Regions from separate parts of the Homo sapiens genome. Here region 1 is linked to region 2. The links are chromatin contacts, found by Hi-C in ENCODE. All regions are on one chromosome and are shown on one strand. The core of a region is the stretch at or near the end of the contact, and the rest is flanking DNA. Distances in the headings are between cores, read along the strand shown. Region 1 overlaps SLN (sarcolipin). Region 2 holds the start of ACAT1 (acetyl-CoA acetyltransferase 1).

Region 1 (5,070 bases), core at 1,318-3,817, 410 kb before region 2:
AATCTGCGTTTAAATGAGACTTCCCAGTAATTCACAATCACATCAAATTTTGAGAAGCAAGGGTTGGTATCAGTGATTCTCAATTCTGGCTACACAGTGTAATCATCTAGAAGATATTTTAAAAAGATAGATACTTGGGCTCTATCCCCTGGGATTTTTATTTAATTGGTCTGAGAAGGACCCAGCCTCAGTATTTTGAAAAATCACCCCTGGGATAATTGACTTTCTTTGAATGCAGCCAAAGGTTAAGAACTATAATGTGATGTAGTCAATGCCTCAATGACAGGTCAAATTCTTGGCAAGAAATGCCTTCATGAAGGCGGCTATGTAAGATGAGGTTTAACAACATTCCCTTTCTCCATGGTTACCTCAGCACAAATAGCAAATTTGTTCTGTCTAACATGGGGTGTTCAGGCAACACGTTTAAGAAACATCTATTTTATATGTCTTTTATAAACATATAAGTTTGCATTTTCTATTTTCCTCCTTTTAGAACTGTAGTTGATTAAAGACTAGCTCCATTTGTGTAATAACAATAATCAAAATAGACTATGCTACTCTTAGGGACATGACTCATGTTCTTGTGTTACTTAGTGTAAATAATTTTAAATATTTATATGAAAACAAACATGAAGATATTATAAGATAGAAAATACATTTCTTGTGGATTCTAAAGATAAAACACAAGACTTCAAAGAAATGTTGCACTTTTAGCCAGCAATTCAGCCTGTGCTTCAGACCCCGTAGTGGAATGGATTTATTCTCCCTCTGCCCTTCAGACTAGTTTAGGGGAAAAGTTTGAGGAGCGCTGAACCAATGGAATTACTTGAAATATGACACAGTGTGTTGACTTGGTTTCAAATCTTCAGCAGTTGGAGCATCTTGGCTTACCTCAAATGCTAGAAATACGGTAGCACTTGTCACTCCAATCCCAGCCAAGGGTCAAATGCTCTGTCACACATGGAAGCTAAAATAAGTTCTAGAAGTTGTTTTTGAAGTTGACTTAACTTTATTCACATGATAGCTATAAGGGCTGACAAAGACTTCCTCTAACATTCCTTCTGGCAGGTTGAATTAGAGTTTGGTTGCAGACCGTGTGGGTTGAAGGGATGTGTGGTGAGACAGATCAGGGGCTTGTAACAATCCTACATCATCATGAATCCAGTTTAATTTTAACTTTGTGGCTTGTCTAACACATTTTCAGTTAAGAGTTGGGGAATAAATCTACCGTTCCCTGGCAAACACTTGGCAGCCCTTGGGAGCAGCATCTTTGGAGAACACATAATCAATCCTAGCACTACAGCATAGCAGATATTGTGAGTGCAGGTCACAGGTGCCCTCGGATGGAGAATGGCATCCTGTGACAATGACAGCAGTGGGGTCTCAGGGCATAGAGCAGGCAGCTCCGGAGCATCTCAGTCAATCCCAGGACCATGGCATGGCCTCTCAGTACTGATAGGACCTCACAAGGAGCCACATAAGAATAACCGTAATCAAGACAATAGTGAAGTTGAGAAACAGCTCCCGGGTGTTTATCCCCATTTTCACAGCGGCTTGGTGAGAACTGCAGGCAGATTTCTGAGGGCACACCAAGGACCTCTGGCTTCTCCTCACCTCCTGATAAAACATAACAAAGAAAACACAAGGAGATTAATGGGCATTCCTGTATAACAATGCTCGTTCTTTCCTCAAAGGAAACAGAAGTGTTGTGGAAAAGGAGAGTGTGATGGGCTAAATTGTGTCCCCCAAAAATCTACATGTCAAAGCCCTAGCTCACAGTATCTCAGAATGTGACTGTGTTTGAAGATAGGGTCTTTTAAGAGGTAAATAAGTTAAAATTAGGTAATTAAGGAGGGCCCTAATCCAATATGACTAGTGTCTTTATCAGAAGAGATTAGGACACAGACACATGCAGAGGGGAAGACCATGTGAAAACACAAGGAGAAGATGGGCATTTACAAGCCAAAGAAAGGACTCAGAAGAAACCAACTGTGCCAACACCTTGATCTGGGACATGTAGCCTCCTGACAGTCTTTGGACTGGAGACTTCCCTAAGTCTCCAGCCTACCAGCCCACCCTGCAGATTTTGGACTTGCCAGTCTCTGCAATCGCACAAGCCAATTCCTTAAAAACAGACACCAATCCCCTCAACACAACACATTCTATTAGTTATGTTTCTCTGAAGAGCCCTAATGATTACAGAGAGAGAGCCTGATTTCTCTGCCTGATGTCATAAAGACCACCATTTTTGTCCTGACTTTTTTCCTGTGATGATCGTATTGGTGCTTTTCATAAAATGTGAAATATTACATTTTTCTTTCTCCAACTTCTGTGTGTGTTTGCGTGTGTGCGTATGCATGTGTATACTTTTCTTAAGAGTATCAATAAGCAGGGGTACCAAAACAAAAAAATTTTATGGTTTAGTATTGTTCTTGCTTTGAATTACATAGATAAGTGGGATGCCATAATCTTTCAGGCCTCAGGCTGCTGTAGGTCTTCATCTAACTCTACGGAAAGCAGAAAGTACTTTCAACAGCTGCATGGCCTCTGACAAGTCCTGCATTGGGCACATAGCCTACTGGGATCAACCAAAAGCCCCTGGCATAACAGGCATTCAGCCGAAAGAGCAAGTGTTAACTTCATGGGTACTTCGGTTTCAACAAGGGCTTGTGCCAGCTATTTTTAGTCAGGTCCAGGATGTGCCTAGATTGTAAACATTTCAAAGAGCAGGGATGGTATCTTCATAGTATGTACAGATTGTCCATACAGGAAATCATACTTTGAGAACATGTGCAATGAAGTCATCAAACTATTGTCTTCAGTGAGATGGTGTAAATTGCACATTATTTATGCAGCCTAAATGAAATTAAAGATTTATATATTTTAGATAATTCGATATCTATGTTTTAGACATTTAGGACCAAAGTCTACTGTAGAGTGAAAGTTTAGGGAGAAAGGGTATTTTGTGTGTTTGCTAAAGGTGAGAGTTCAAGAGGCTGAAAGGGTTGTTAGCAAGCTTTTGGTCTGAGTGGTATTTTTAAACTATCTAGCATGACTGAATTATTAATTGTAATTACTGTATTGATTATATTATCAATGGACCAAATTGTTAATTGCATAAATGCCAACTGAATGATCATTTTTCATATTGTGTAATTGGCATAACATACAGGTTCAGCCAGGCATGGCAGTCGGTACCTGTAGTCCTAGCTAATTGGGAAGCTGAGGTGGGAGGATCCCTTGAGCCTAGGAGTTTAAGACCAGCTTAGGCAACATAATGAGACCCTGTCTCAAAAAAAAATACAAGTTCAAATCAGATGGTGCCAACCAGTAGATATATAGCCAAATGATGACAGATTTATATTTCATCTCCCTTTTAATTATTATCCATCTTTTAGACCTCAGCATGAAGGAAATAGTAAATTGCCAATGAAAACCATTACAAATGGCTGGGCGTGGTGGCTCATGCCTCTAATCCCAGCCCTTTGGGAGGCTGGAGTGGGAGGATCACTTGAGCCTAGGAGTTCAAGACCAGCCTGGATAACACAGCAAGACCCTGTCTCTCCAAGAAAATAAAAAGGGGAAAAAATAGAAAATCTTTACAAAGATTTGCATGGAGGAGAAAGTAAACAGAATAAAATGAATGGATCAAGGAAAAAGGATTTATGAGAATGTACAAAAGAGCAGAGGAGAACAGAACGGTAATGAGTCTTGCCAAGGTGCCTGGAGGCAAAGGAATGAGAAACGAAGACAGACTCTTTCTTATAAACTTATCAATGAAATAAAACCATAGTCCAAATGTCCATCTATTTGGGTAAGTTCTCAAGAAATGCAGAGATAAGCAGAAAATATGAAGCCTGGCTTATAATGGTCAAAACAATTCAAGGAGAGCAAAACAACGGTCCCACCAAATCTGCCTATTAAATTAAGCTGTTAAGTCATGGGAATCATGGATAGTGATCCAACAGGATATACTCAGAAAATGAGAAAAATACTATTGAAAGCTGTTCCACAGCTCTGTTTGTGTTACCTTCGCAACAACTCAGGCAAGTGTTACTGCAGTTTTTATCTTTCTCAAGATTACAGCTGAGAAACTGACTTTTAGAGAGAGGAGATTAAGATGTTTGTGTAATGACAGATAACAAGTTAGAGGCAAAGCTAGAATTAGCAGACTGGAACTAGTTACTAGAATTCCTAGGAGTTATGACACAAGTGAATTGTCACTGCAATTAACTGGCCTGGCTAAACAAAGTTAGCATAAATTTTCAACCACTTTGGAAAACAATTTAGCTTTCTTAGAATTAATGTTGAAAATGTTCATTCTCTAATATCTGGCATTTCACTTCTACCTTAAGACAGTCAAGGACGTGCGTGCCAGGTTACATAAATAAAGAGTTCACAGCAATATTATCACAATAACTCCAAACTGGAAACAACTCAAATGTTTATCAACAGCAGAATGGATGATAAATTGTGGTATAGTTATACATTTGAATTTCATAAAGCAAAGAAAATATATGAACTATAGCTACACAGAAAATGGGTAGATCTCACAAATATAATTGTTGGGTGAAAGAAGAATTTACAAAAGAAACAGAGAATATGACTCCATTTATATGATGTCAAAAATAGGGAGGTTAATCATATTGTTTAGGCATGCAGACATAGATGGTCAAATTATAAAGAATAACAGGGACAAGAGGATCCCAACATCTTGGGGCAGAATGGGGGTTGATCAAGAATGGGCTTCTGGGTGCTGGCAATGATCTGTTTCTTGACCTGGATGATAATTATAGAAGTGTTGCCTTTCAGTTATTGTTTAAACTGTGTATGTTTATGCACTCTTAACTTTTTTTTTTTCAGTCATTTCTGAATTAGCAGGCTACCCATCACACTTCTTTCTTTCTTGGGATTTACCTCTTACTACTTCTTGCACTTTAATGGTGACCTTGAATATTTGTTGTTTTATGTGATTTTAGATGAATAAAACATGAAGAGTTAAGGTGAGAATTTCTAGTGAATTCAATTCAATCAACACATATGCTAACTGTAAGGTGTGGTGTGAACATT
Region 2 (5,120 bases), core at 1-2,500:
CAAGACCCCTTCTCTATATAAAATAAAAATTAAAAAAATTAGCATGGTGGAGCATGCCTGTAGTCCTAGCTACGTAGCTACTTGGGAAGCAGAGACAGGAGGATCCCCTAGCTACTTGGGAGGCAGAGACAGGAGGATCCCCTGAGACCAGGAGTTTGAGGCTGCAGTGAGATATGATTGCACCACTGTACTCCAGACTGGGTGACAAGAGCGAGACCCTATCTTAAAAAAAAAAAATACTCCAAAACATAATGGCCTAAAATAACAACCATTTGTTTTCTCTCGTTTCTGTGGACCATGAATTCAGACAGCATGGTGGGTATGGCTTGTCTCTGCTCCATGATGTCTGGGGTCTCAGCTGGAGTGGTTGAAGGTTGGGGACTGGAATCACCTGAGGCCTTTTTACCCATATTTGTATCTGGACTGAGCCTGGAATTTGATTGCTTCAAAATATTTTCACGGCTGGGTGTGATGGCTCACGCCTGTAATCCCAGCACTTTGAGAGGCTGAGTCTGGCCGTCTGCTTGAGCCCAGGAGTCAGCAACCAGCCTAGGCAACATAGGGAGACCTAGTCTCTACAAAAAAAAAAAAATACAACAATTTGCTGGGCGTGGTCGCCTGCGCCTGTAATCCCAGCACTTTGGGAGGCCGAGGAGGGAGGCTCACTTGAGTCCAGGAGTTCAAGACCAGTCTGGCCAACATGGTGAAACCCCGTCTCCACAAAAAATACAAAAATTATCTGGTTGTGGAGGCTTTCGCCTGTAGTCTCAGCTACTGGGATGGCTGGGGAGGGAGGATCGCTTGAGCCCTGATGGTCGAGATTACAGTGAGCTGTGGTCACGTCACTGCACTCCAGCTTGGGTGACAGAGTGAGACCTTGTCTCAAAAAAAAAAAAAAAAATCCTAAAATATTTTCATGAGTTTGTGCTGGGTAGGCCTAAGGGAAACATGCTCAGTAAATCGAAAAATCTCGGATTACACATAAACCACCGGCCCCGGCAGGTTAGACTTGGTGGACACGGGAGCCAGCAGCGTGTCAGGTGCTCGTTGACCCCAGCGCCAGTGTCTCCATCCACGTCCTTCACTCGTCAACCTTTCCTGGCCCAGGCTGCGGTGTCCCAGCGCCAGGCTCCGCCCCGCCCTTGGCTGCCGGCCAATCGCCGCCGACTGAGAGGCGACTATTGGAGGAAGCGGGATGGGCGGTGCCCGCGCCGGGCCGCTAGGGGTGCGGGGTTGGGGAGGAGGCCGCTAGTCTACGCCTGTGGAGCCGATACTCAGCCCTCTGCGACCATGGCTGTGCTGGCGGCACTTCTGCGCAGCGGCGCCCGCAGCCGCAGCCCCCTGCTCCGGAGGCTGGTGCAGGTGAGCGGGGTTCGTCCCCACAGCACTCAGACCCGGGATGCGAGGAGTCCCCGCCTCGGAAGCTTCCAGCCCGCGGCCGTTGCGGCTCCCGCGGCCCGGGCGCGCGGCTTAGGCCCCAGGACAGTCACGCGACGGGTTCTGGTCCAAAAACCGCCTAAGTGCTCCGATAACACCCAGGGACTCGCCTATTTTTACAGCGCGTTTCTACTTCCAAGGTCTCGGCGTAATCATCTTAATGAGCGTTACTGGTGTGTCAAACAAGGGCACGTGTCTGGGCGGGCAGGACCGCCAGGATTGGCGCTGGCCCGGCCTGAGCGGTGGGATCGGGGAGAGTCTCTTTGCAGGCCTGTGCAGCTGCTCCCGAGATTTTCTTTAAAACATATTTGTGTGCGTTATTGTCAGGAGAGGTTCCTTTTCTTTTTTAATACAATAGATAATCATTGGGCATACAAGGGGAGAGGGCACCATGTGATCATAACAGATGTTTTTTGGAGCAGCCTGAAATTTATCAGGGAAAACAAATGACTACTCAGATAATACAATAAATTATACTTGACATATGAGCAAAGCTCACATACTGAGGGCGTTCCAAGGGCTGTCGCTCTTCTGACCGTTGTGTTTAGGGAACACAGCAGGGGCAGAGTCTCAAAGAATTTATTCTCCACATGCGTAAGCAAGGGAGTACGCACCACAGATTGTCAGGCAAAGCCTCAGGAATAGGTAGAGACCTTCAGGGTGTGGTTGGTGAAGCTTGAGTTTTCTAGGTCGATGGGGGCAATAAGCTTGGAGATCCAGTTATGTTGTGAGTATGGACTTGACCCTAGTTAAGTAGGGATTGTTGATATGTTTGTTTTTGTTGCAATGGTAGGTCACTCTAGTTCTTACGTCTGGGCGTAGAATAACATTACTTGCACAAGGGTGCTGGCGGTAGGAGCTTTGCAAGAGATTGTAAAAGAACCAGTCTAGGACTTGACAATTAGGGAGTGAGGGTGCGAAGCCAAGGGAAAAGAAAGAGTCTAAAATTGATCCTGGGTGACTGAGATAATAGAAAAGTCACAAGGCGTAGGTTTCCAGGGAAGATGAGTTTTTAGCCTATTTGTTAGTCTCATGGGATGAGTGAAGAAATCACAAGAAAGTAATTAGGTTATCTTGGGTTTCAGTCAGTATTGACTAGGTGACATAGGTGAACTAGGTACTCTAGAGATGTAAAAAAAAAAAGTTCAGAACCTTCTTAATTTATGGTTTAATTAAGATCTTACAATCAGGTTGGTTGAGGTGGCTTATGCCAGTAATCCCAGCACTTTGGGAGGCCGGGGTGGGTAGATCATTTGAGGTCAAGAGTTCAAGACCAGCCTGGCCAACGTGGTGAAGCCCCACCTCTATTAAAAATACACACACACACAAAAATTAGCTGGGTGTGGTGGCAGGCGCCTGTAATCCCAGCTACTTGGGAGGCTGAGGCAGGAGAATCGCTTGAACCCGGGAGGAGGGGAAGGTTGCAGTGAGCTGAGATCATGCCACTGCACTCCAGCCTGGGCAACAGAGTGAGACTCCGTCTTAAAAAAAAAGATCTTAAAATGAAACACAAATACTCCTCATGAAAAAAATAAGCCTGTACATGCTGTAATGTATGATATGTGACATTCATATTACTGAACTCTAGGAAGCAGTTGTATTGGACACTTGAATTAAATGGTCATTTACTGAACTATAAACAGGATTTCCAGTTTTCTGTGCTATTTTGTAGAATGGAATTTGACCTCTCATTACATTGGCTCTTTTCCCTTTGCTTACCAGGTCTCTTTTATGGTCAACAAATCTTTATGGACTTTATTGGAGCACATTGCCTTTCTAGCTCTAATCACTTTTCTCTCTCTGGTCAAAGGAGTGGTCTTTACTCATTACCTCCCATGTATTCTGCATCTATTTCTCCTTAACTCTCTGCAGTTAAATTTCTTTGCCACTGAAGCTGAAAAATACAGTGATTTCCTTTTTCTTTGTTTTTTAATTATTTTTTTAAATCTATTTTAATTTTAGTTTTTGTAGACACGGGGTCTGGTTCTGTTGGCCAGGCTGGTCTTGAACTCCTGGCCTGCCAAAGTGCTGGGATTACAGGTGTGAGCCATTGTGCTCAGCCCAAGTTTTTTCTTCTTGACCTTTATCCTATATTTGACACTATTGACCACTCCCTTCTTGAAACTGTTTTGTGTTTTGATCCAGTTTTATTCAGCTTCTTTTAATACTCAGACTTAAAAAAAAATTCCTGTATTGTGCCAGTCTTGGGCTTATTTGCTCCCAGATTCATTTATCTTCCCTCCCCTAGTCTGTCTGCATTACTGTAGGCTGACCAATATCAGCTGGCTTCTGGCTGGGTGTAGCCACTGGAAGGCACCAGTGGAAGATTGGAAGATAGGAGGAAGGGAGAAGCCAGAATAATTTGTCTGTCTGTCTGTATCTGGCAGTGTCTGTCTCTCTTGTGGTTCCCGCTTCTGCTGGGATCCTGACCCCTTGGCTTTGGTAACCTTGCTTCTTCCCTTTGACCTAACAGCCTGTATGCTACTTCCTTCCTGTTGCTAATTTCTTTCTTTCTTTTTTATTTTTTGAGATCAAGTTTCGCTCTTGTTGCCCAGGCTGGAGTGCAGTGGCACGATCTTGGCTTACTGCAACCTTGGCCTCCCGGGTTCAAGCAGTTCTCCTGCCTCAGCCTCCTGAGTAGCTGGGATTACAGGCATGTGCCACCACACCCGCTACTTTTTGTATTTTTAGTAGGGACGGGCTTTCACCATGTTGGTCAGGATGGGCTCGAACTCCTGACCAGCTCACCAGGTGATCCACCTCTGATGATCTGCCCACCACAGCCTCCTAAAGTGATTACAGGTGTGAGCCACCACACCTGGCCCCCTTCCCTTTTTCTAATCTTACCCTAGTACACTCAGTTCCCCCGCAGCCAGAGTGGTCTTTTTATAACATAAAAGCTTTCAGTGGCTTGTCATTGCCCATAGGCCAGAATCTAGACCCTTATGATCTGCTGGGCCCTACTTAGTTCTGTGGCCTCAGCTGCTGCCGTGCTCACTCTGCTTTTGCCACAGGACCCTTCTTTCTATACTTAGTATGTGTGCCAATTTTGTTCCGAATTCGTGGCCTTAGTCCTACGTGTTCCTGATGCCTCAAATGTTCTTTTCCTGGATCTTTCCAAGGATGACTCTTTAACATTCATTTCTCAGCTCCATTAACATTGCTAGAAGGCCTTTTTTGACTCTCCCATGTAAAGTAGGCCGTCAGTTACTCTCTAGTTCATGATCAATTTTGCTGGTTTCATAACATTTACTGTAGCTGAAATTTTGTTTCTCTGAGTTATTGGTAACTTTCAGACTGTCTTCAAATATTTGTTTTGTGTCTGCTGCCATCACTGGGATAGAAAATAAATAAAATCAGTCTCTTCTTGGAATTCACAGTCTAGTGAGGAGAAAAGCCACCTGAGGGTTACAAAATTATATATTCTGGAACAATTAGAATGTGCACGGGCGTTGTGGAAGCTGAGATAGGAGTGCTGACCTCTGCCTGGCATGGCTGAGCCCTCCCTGAAAGATAATTGTGTTATGTAGATAAAACTTAATGGGTTGTGTTCATTCAGCATGTATTATTATACACTATATGGTTCAGTGTCCTGACCATACTATAATTTTGTCATTCGTTTCTGATATTGAAGGAGCGCTAGGCACTGTGCTAAGTCATAGGGATGTAACAGTGAGCAAGAG

The links. Hi-C counts contacts between places; a loop is a spot of excess contacts on that map. Pooled maps may share reads with other maps.
Region 1: a map of gastrocnemius medialis shows a loop between it and region 2 (5-fold over the local background). The contact joins the enhancer-like site here to the promoter of ACAT1 in region 2. A Hi-C loop is called at or near these places in 2 of 168 maps with a recorded cell type or tissue (both gastrocnemius medialis) and 2 of 50 pooled maps.

Annotation. Positions count from the first base shown.
Region 1 is chr11:107,706,389-107,711,458 of GRCh38, forward strand. SLN (sarcolipin) reads right to left here. Exons shown (of 2, transcript NM_003063.3): 2 at 990-1,617. The coding sequence starts at 1,542. The coding sequence ends at 1,447. Among named protein-coding and RNA genes, the nearest start is that of SLN, 3.1 kb to the right of the region's middle. RefSeq lists an enhancer at 1,337-2,128. Within about 2 kb of position 2,568, at least 2 of the 41 ENCODE cell types and tissues checked have a DNase peak (open chromatin) inside an H3K27ac peak, as active enhancers do; they include gastrocnemius medialis, where a contact is called at or near this core.
Region 2 is chr11:108,120,317-108,125,436 of GRCh38, forward strand. It overlaps ACAT1 (acetyl-CoA acetyltransferase 1), which reads left to right and starts at 1,251. Exons shown (of 12, transcript NM_000019.4): 1 at 1,251-1,362. The coding sequence starts at 1,291. RefSeq lists silencers at 913-1,451, 1,053-1,462 and enhancers at 3,688-3,807, 3,868-3,927.